2 separate regions of the Mus musculus genome follow, and region 2 is linked to region 1. The links are chromatin loops, found by intact Hi-C in ENCODE. Cell type or tissue: heart. All regions are shown on one strand.

Region 1 (4,000 bases):
AAGGAAGACAGAGGTATCTGTGAATATCATAAAAATTATAATCCTCTTTGAGAAGACAGAAATTCATGGCAGAGAGAGGGTAGAGAAATATTTCAAGGAATTTATTGAACCTGGGAAGATTTTGGAGAAGGTTCTAGAAAGAAGAAAGGGTTTGTTGATTCTTCCTCCGTTTGTAGTCTGCTTTTGGAAAGAGTGAACACTGGAAGGGAACATTGGGAAGAAATTTGGGTTGGCTTTGATCTTACTGAGTAAAATGCTGCCAATAGTGTTTCCTCTGGATGTGCAGGTTGGTAAAGATAAAAATACTCCCTTCTTAATAAAGGGGCTATAGACTTCATAACTTTAAGTCAGCTTCATTTGACTAACATTTTGTCGTAAATCTTAACCCCGTCTCTGGAGTTGCCACAGTAGCCATTATTTTGTACACTCTTACTTTTCCTTATGCAATGGAACCTTTTACATTTTATTTTGTTCTATTTTGTGACAGGTTATCAAGGACCCTCCCCCACCACCTTCTGCACCAATGGAGGTAAGCGAATGCCTGGTAAAGGGATACAGGGGCTGTTTTATTTTTATATATAAGTAGCATTCCAAAATTAGACCAATTCTATTTTTGTGACAGCCAAGTATGTACTTTTTGATTTGTGATAAACCAACTGCAACTTTTTATCTTATGATTTCTAGATACTAGGTACTAGAGGAATCGGCCCTTCATGGGTAGACATAGACAGACTGGTTATAGGATCGAAAGTACATGAGGATTTAATACGGTTTTATAATCATGTATTAATGGTCCTGATGACACGTCTCTAAAATTGTTAAAATATCCAATCTGGCTGTTGAAAGGTGTCATTGCTTTCTTCAGAGTGATAATTGCTATTGTATCACTCTGTTCGCTGTCATCGTACTAGCAACATAAAGGAAGGGATGTTTTGGTATTGTGTGTTTTCAGGGCTTCTTTAATGTTTGTCTTTTCATTATAAATTTTATACTTCAAAGTTACATATATACTGAAACATGAAGCAATTGAAATGTGGCCCCACGTTGAATAATCCTTTCAAGTTTGAATTGATGAGCATACTTGCTTTAGACACACAATGCTCAGTTCAAAAGGCAACGTCTGTTAGTTACTGGGTGATGCTGAGAGAATCGGATGAAGGGGAAGATCAACCATACCTTGTAGAACAGTACTTGAATTGTTGTGTGAAATTATAAACACACTGTATATCCCATGTATATTTTTTTTCATTTTTCCATAACAATTGAATAATTTAAAACATCTCATTGTGACCCACCTCTGACTAAGCAATATTTTAATAAATTAATTAGATCCACTTCTAAAAACTGTGTCTCCATAGGAGGAGGAGGAGGATCCTTTGCCCAACAAGAAGTGGCCGACTGTGGACGCTTCCTACTACGGAGGTCGAGGTGTTGGAGGAATTAAAAGGATGGAGGTTGGTCTCTTAAAGGAAGAGAAATCACTGATCTAAAGTATACATTTGTAGGATTCTCCAGCCACAGACACCATGCTTTTTATAATTGCATCCCTCTTTAGTCAGCACTGGGTCCTCTCTGTGCACATTGCTTCTCCGGGGAAACATCCTAACCATGTCCAGAGCTGGTGAAGAACAGCAGGCTCCATCAATCAAAGGACTGCATTGATAAGATTTATGAATGCTAAGGATAAAAATAGTTATGGGTTTCCTCACTGCTTTGGAAAAAAAACCCTGGAACATCAACTTTAAAAATGTCAGTCATTTACAGTTGCAACAATGCTCTTCTTTGAAAAGAACTAACAGTTAGTTACTATTTGAGAGAATTCTCTTTTGCAATAGTCAACACCATGAATATGACTTTATCACAAATACAGAAGAGGCACATTTAAAAATTTAACAGCTCTTACTTACTAGTTACCAGCTATCCCAGTTAATACTTCAGGTATTTATTATGTTGAACTATTTTTTTTTTTTGTTAGTCCAGTATTTCAAAGATGGAGATTCTTTCTAAAGAAAAGAGTAACATGAGCCTGCGAATGGATCCTGAGCAGAAGGATCCATTGGGAGTTTCTGTATTAGTAGGTTTGTGTTACAAACACTTTAGATAAACCAACTTACAAAGAAGGAATTTTATTTTGGCTTGGAGTTCTAACCTAGGGTACATAAGCTTTCCTGGTTCTGGCCCTGTGTCCAGGCTGACCATGGGCAGGTAAGAAGCAAGAGGAAAAATGTCCTGCTATCACCCCCTACAGGCCCAACCTATGAAGGCCTTAGACCTAAAAAGGTCTTAGACCTCCTTCTGGGCACACTTCTTACAGGTGCTGTCACCTTCCGAAAGAGCCTTCCTGATGACCAAGACGTTAATACATGTGTCCTTAGGGGACTTTCCATATCCAAACTGCAGCAGTTTCTTTATGCTCGAGAAAGAGCATGCATGCTTCCCAGAACCCTGTAACCCAAAGTTCAAGAGTCCTTGAATTCCAGAGTGTGAAATTGCATCACCTGGGCTCCCTTTTCAGTTGCGGAAAAATTTTTGAAAAAGAACGAGCCAACTTTCATTGAGTCTGTGTCCATGAATCTTGTACAGTTTGGCCACATCACTGCACTATTCTATTGATGCAATGATAAAGTGGATGATAACAGATTTTAAAAAGATAAAAAACAAAAACCACCCCACCAATATTTACAATGAAATTCAATATAAAAATACACAAAATAAACTGAATTGAGAATTAAGTATTATTAAAATTTATCCAATGTGAATTTAAAATCAGAGTGGGAAAATCAAGTCCGTAATGCTTGCTTGTATCAGCTCCCCCAGTCAAACCTGCCAAGTGCTCAAGCTGGAGAAAGTAAATTAATTATAGAAGGTCTGAGATGGTCTGAATTGCAGGACAAAACTTCAGCATTCAGGTTCTAGTCAGTCAAATCTGATACTTGTTGTTGTTGTTGCTTCTCCAGACCCCAGTCTTTTAAATCAAATGCTTATTTAAACCTTCTGGGGTTGGAGTTTGCAGAAAGCCAGAGCTGAGCTTTTTGATATCTGTTAGCACAACAGACACACTTACTACAATTCCTAATAACTTCACATGGGTGTTTCTGCCAGTTTCTCCTGAAACTGACTTTTTATTTTTTTTTAAATTATGAACCTGCTCCTTAATTATCTAGACTCTTAGTGGTGCAAGTGTACTCTGGAAGTTATGAAACTCACTGCTGAGGACGGAAGCCAAGTGTGAGGGGAGGAAGTCATCTCTGAAGTTTGTGGTTACACATCTCCCCTGTAATAAATGAGGCCACAGATACCCACTCTGCCAAGACCTTCTCTAGCAACTGATTTTTGTTCTTCTTTCTCCCTTACTTTTAGGCCACCTCAATGTGTTCAACTCAAAATATTAAAGATTTATACGTGTGTGTGCATGTGCGCACATACACGCACTAATTCCTTTGTGGAGTTGGAAGAAACTTCTACGAGGAGCCTTCTGGTTTTTAGAGCCTAAGATTAAGCGTTTGGGGATGATTGATTATAACTCAGAAGCTCCTTCATGAGGCAAAGACAGCAAACTTCTTAAATCTCTCTAGGCCTCCATTCCTGAGGGCCATGTGTGCAGTCATCAGAGCCTGGGCATGCTATGTTGGATGAAATCCAGTTTAACCAGCTTTTCTTTCTTTTCTTTTCTTTTCTTTTCTTTTCTTTTCTTTTCTTTTCTTTTCTTTTCTTTTCTTTTCTTTTCTTTTCTTTCTTTCTTTCTTTCTTTCTTTCTTTTTTTTGGTTGCAGTGATATTTGATTCTAATTATCACAAGGTCTATGGTTTCATCTGTGAAGGCTAGGCTTAGGAGCGATTTTTCTGAATGACTCTAAATTTTATCTACTTACTGCTCCATTCTAGATTGTTTCTCTGAGTTGTGTTCACTAAACAATCTTGTCTCCTGTTTTCTCTTGTTTTACTACATTAAGTTGTGAAGTTACAGCTGCATGAAATGCATACGCATTTTAGAGTTTTAA
Region 2 (4,000 bases), 220 kb before region 1:
CATGCATCAGGGGTCCCCAGATAAAAGGGGAGCTAACAGATTTATAGAAACCTTTAATTGGTTTTCAATTGAAAGCTAAAGAGGCTGGAGCGAAGCCGTGAAGAGCCGCAAAGTGCTCTCTCGTTTAGCCCGTCTGGAGGCGTGAACGATTTCGTGGAAGGAGAAAGGGGGCTTGCCTCTTGGGCCTGGGAGCCACGGGCTGATTTTAGATTTTCGCACTCTCTCGATTAGTAGTAAGGGGAGAGAGAAGGAAAGGGCAAAAATCAAAGATAACTTTCTAGCTCCTCGCTGAAGAAATATTTTCAACAGGGGCGTCTCTAAACCTCAAATTCACAAAGAATGGTGAAGCCCGCCCTCACTAGCCGCTCTCCAAGTGCAGACTCAAACTAGGGAAGGGGTCTTTTCAGTACTCAGTCAGGGAGTGGTGCTAGCTCACGTGTTTGAGGCCGGCTAGTGTATTTCGCCCCAGGAAGCCGCTACTCTCCCTCCACCCCCTTTTGCAGTGCCCACCCACAGCAGCCCTGGACGTCGGTCCGTCTGTTCTTAAAGCTAATTTATTGGTCCAACCCTCCATTATCATTTTCAGCTTCCTAATTAATCAAAGATAAAAGGCAATGGCGCAAATTACGATTATGAGGGAACTGGAAGACGGTTTTGAATAAAATAGGAGAACTGGAATATGATTAATTGAACGACATGATAGTGAAATCTCAAGTGCGAGCAACAAGCCCCAAAGGGGCAAACCCTGATTCTTGTAAGGGGACAACGCCTACGTGAGGTCACGTGGGTTGAAGCACAGAAGGAAAAGAACTGGGTTCCAACTCCAGCTCCCAACCTAGCCCAGCGTTCTGTTCCTCCAACTGCTCCCCACCCCCACCGCAGTGCCGCCGTTCCTGTCCAATCTCTGGGCTCCTGGCTAGGGTTACTCCGCAGTAATTAACCTGCACCCCAGTTTCCCGCTTATCTCCCCTCACTTCTTTTCTCCACTCTCACATCCCTTTACTTTTGTCAAGGTTTCGTGAATTCTCGGGAAAGCACGTCCAGTCGGTCAAGAGACCGCTCCTGTAAAGAATAAACTGAGCCCCTGTCCGCCTCTGCTTTTTCAGAGGGAGGGATTAAGGGGCAGACACCGGGCGGGCTCGCAGTTTGCACTTGCTGGTCGCTGTGATTAATGTTTCCGAGGGGATTTACTCTGAGAGCTTATGGAACCTGCTCCGGCCGGAGGGCACTGTGGGCACGCGCTGGGACACTTGGGGATTAAAGGGGACGTCAGATGGGCTCGCAGGGGCCAGGCCATCGTGGCCTATAGCGTCTTTTCTCCATCCCCAACCTCAGCTTCTATAGAAACAGAGAGGACTGGTCTCGGAGGTTGACTTTCCATCTTAGGAATGTCTTCTTTAAGGGAGGAGTGTGCGGAGTGTCCCGAGTGCTTTGGGAGGAAGGAGCTCAGGAGCAAGCGACTGAACTTCCCGTCACTTATTCTGGCTAGCAATGGGAACCCAGAGCTTCACATTCTGAGGCTGCGCTGCTCCTCACCATAACACTCACTCCCTGATCAAATACACCCCCTCCTCTCCCCCCCCCCCCCCCCCCCGTCACGGTCAGAGGAAAACCCCAACTTCCCGGGGTTGTTATACTCCGGGCTGATGGCTAGACTCACCACCCAGGGAGGCATCGTACAGAGCAACAAGTCAGGGCAGGAAACCCATCGCCCTCTATAGCATCTCCCAGGGGCAGACAAACTCCTCCTGAGTCTTTGTACGGACTGTAAGAATAGGAGAAATTACCGAAATGCAAGGGCGGAGGAAAGAGTAGAAAAGAGAACTAGGCAAGGCAGGGGAAGGAGGGTAGAGAGAGAGAGAGAGAGGAGGTAGGAGAGGGGAGGGGAGAAGGGGGGAAGAAGATCAGAGGAGAGGAGAAGAGAGGAGAGGAAGGGAAAGGGGAAGGAAGGGGAGGGGAAGGGAAAAGAGGGGAGGAGAGAGGGGAGGAAGGGAAAGGGGAGATAAGGGGAGAGGAAAGGAGAGAAGAGAGGAGAGGAGGGGAGAGGAGAGGAGGGGAGAGGAGAGGAGGGGAGGAAATGGAAAGCAAGTGAGAGCAGAAGAAAAACGGAGAAGTGGGCTGTTAAGCTTGTGGTGGTCACTACCACTCTCGGACGGAAGGGGGCGTCCTTCCGGTCGAAGCAGCTTTCCTCTGAGCTGGGGTGCGGCGCCCAGACACAGCCTGCCTCCAGAGCAGGTTCTAGCTGCTGGGCGCCCTCTCCTGGCGGCTGCGCAGCCACTGTTGGTTGTCCCACGGGTGGTCCAGCCCCAGCCCCGCCCTCGACGCGCTGGAGGAGGGGTGGGGAAAAGGAAGGTCAAGGGAGAGTGCGGGTGGTCGCCTGCGGGCAAGCTCGGGCTCCGGTCCCTGTGAGCATCCCCTGCTTCCTACCTGCGGAATGTGGGGGCGCTCAATCCGGGCGAGCCGACCTCTGAAGTCCCTCGCTCTGAAACCGCGGTCCGGCCGGTATCCCAGCCTAGGCTTTCCGATCCGTACTGGGCTCTTCTGCAGCAGCTGGGAGGGAGGGAGCGGCTGCCGGCTGCTGCGGGGCGGCGTCTGGGGGACCGCAAACAGAGCGCAAGGAACCGCCATCTGGAGCCTGGCGGCGGGCGGGGCGCGGGTGACAGGGACTGGCCCTGCCTGGGGAACCTACCTAGGCTGAGGGCAGTGGCCCGCGCGTGGGAGCAGCGCCTAGTGGCAGCGAAGCCTTTTGGTCTCAGAGTAGCGGTTATGGGAGGAGGAGTGTGAGGAAGGTAGGAGTCTATCTAGGGAGGATCTGAGGTCTGCTCTCCCCAGGAAGCCTAGATTGGGGTACCCTCTGTGGGTAGATGTGGCAGAAGCGTAGGGGACAATCTAGCATATCCTGAGCGCCTCAGTTCACCCTCTGGAGTGGAAACCCTCAACCCACCAGGTCTCTAGTTCCCTGCGCTTCACCCTACTTCAGGAAACATTCTTACCCCCAAACTTTATCCATAACTTGACACACACTTTGGACAAGGTATCTCCCTTGAGGAAAACACTCTTTAGTTTCTTGCTGATGGAGACAGCGAGAAGAATCAGGGGGCCACCGAAGCGTGCGAAGCTCATTCGTGTTCATTTAACATGGGGTGAGGTGGGGTGAGACGTGTGGAGTCTCCCCTCCCCTTATTTAATTTCAGATATCTCAGGTGCTTGCGATTTGTTCTATACACGTCTAAGCGGTTTCTCTAGTGATGGCAGCCGAGAGGCCGAGAGCAAACTCAGGGAAGTAGAAGAGAGGCTATTTTTGTGTGTGCGGGAGGTCAGGGGAGTTATTTATTGAGCTCAAGTTTCTTCAATTTCGAGCTGACATCCTCAGCTTTATAGTCTTAAGGGCAACATAATGGGAGCTAATTGGGCTTATGGACAGTATAGACGGTAGCCTGAATAAAAAAAAACGAAATAAAGGGAAGACAGACCCACTCATACTGCAAGGCATTAACGGATACCCCCACCCCCAGCTGTCCCGTGTCCGGCAGAATGGCATTATGTAAAAGACCTGGCATGTCACCCAGTGGCACATCTGGTAGGTGTAGATGGCATTCATTAGCACGGGGCTCCCACTCTGCGGCATGCCAAAGCTCTGACAGAGATGCCCGCTGCCAATCATTCATTCGCTGCCAATCCCAAAGCGCGGCCGGGTGGGATGGCTCCCTTCCACACTGCCATCAGGGCTGGAGGAAACAATGTGTTGAGACACGAAAAGATGAAAGCGGAGCTGAGGATGCTAGGCACCCAGCAGATGTATCCCGTGAGGAGATAACCAGGGAAAGGGCCGTTTAGCCCGAAAGCATATGCAGGATCGCAGGAGGGAGGCTGGGGCAGGGGTATGCCTGCTGTTGAACCCTGGAGAAACTGAGGGACCCTTGAGAAAACCTGGCGGTCGAGGTTGCTTCTCTGAAAACACAAGGAGACCCATATTCCAACCTTCACTGCAAGACTTCCT

Evidence for each region. Hi-C counts contacts between places; a loop is a spot of excess contacts. Peaks named below come from ENCODE experiments on the same cell type or tissue, not always from the same donor. Only the 100,000 strongest peaks of a DNase experiment are listed, where the experiment ranks them.
Region 2: it touches region 1 in a loop (3-fold over the local background); 5 of 42 quality-filtered maps call a loop at or near these places.

What each region holds. Positions count from the first base shown.
Region 1 is chr5:97,945,699-97,949,698 of GRCm38, reverse strand. It overlaps Antxr2 (anthrax toxin receptor 2), which reads left to right. Exons shown (of 17, transcript NM_133738.2): 13 at 488-529; 14 at 1,359-1,454. Among named protein-coding and RNA genes, the nearest start is that of Gm34226, 69 kb to the left of the region's middle. In heart, a CTCF peak has its summit at 2,241 (motif pointing left); no DNase peak of the experiment used is centred here.
Region 2 is chr5:98,165,927-98,169,926 of GRCm38, reverse strand. It overlaps a transcript of Prdm8 not described here. Among named protein-coding and RNA genes, the nearest start is that of Prdm8, 13 kb to the left of the region's middle. In heart, a CTCF peak has its summit at 2,204 (motif pointing right); a DNase peak (open chromatin) is centred at 2,256; H3K4me3 peaks cover 3,740 bases; H3K27ac peaks cover 639 bases; H3K27me3 peaks cover 3,243 bases.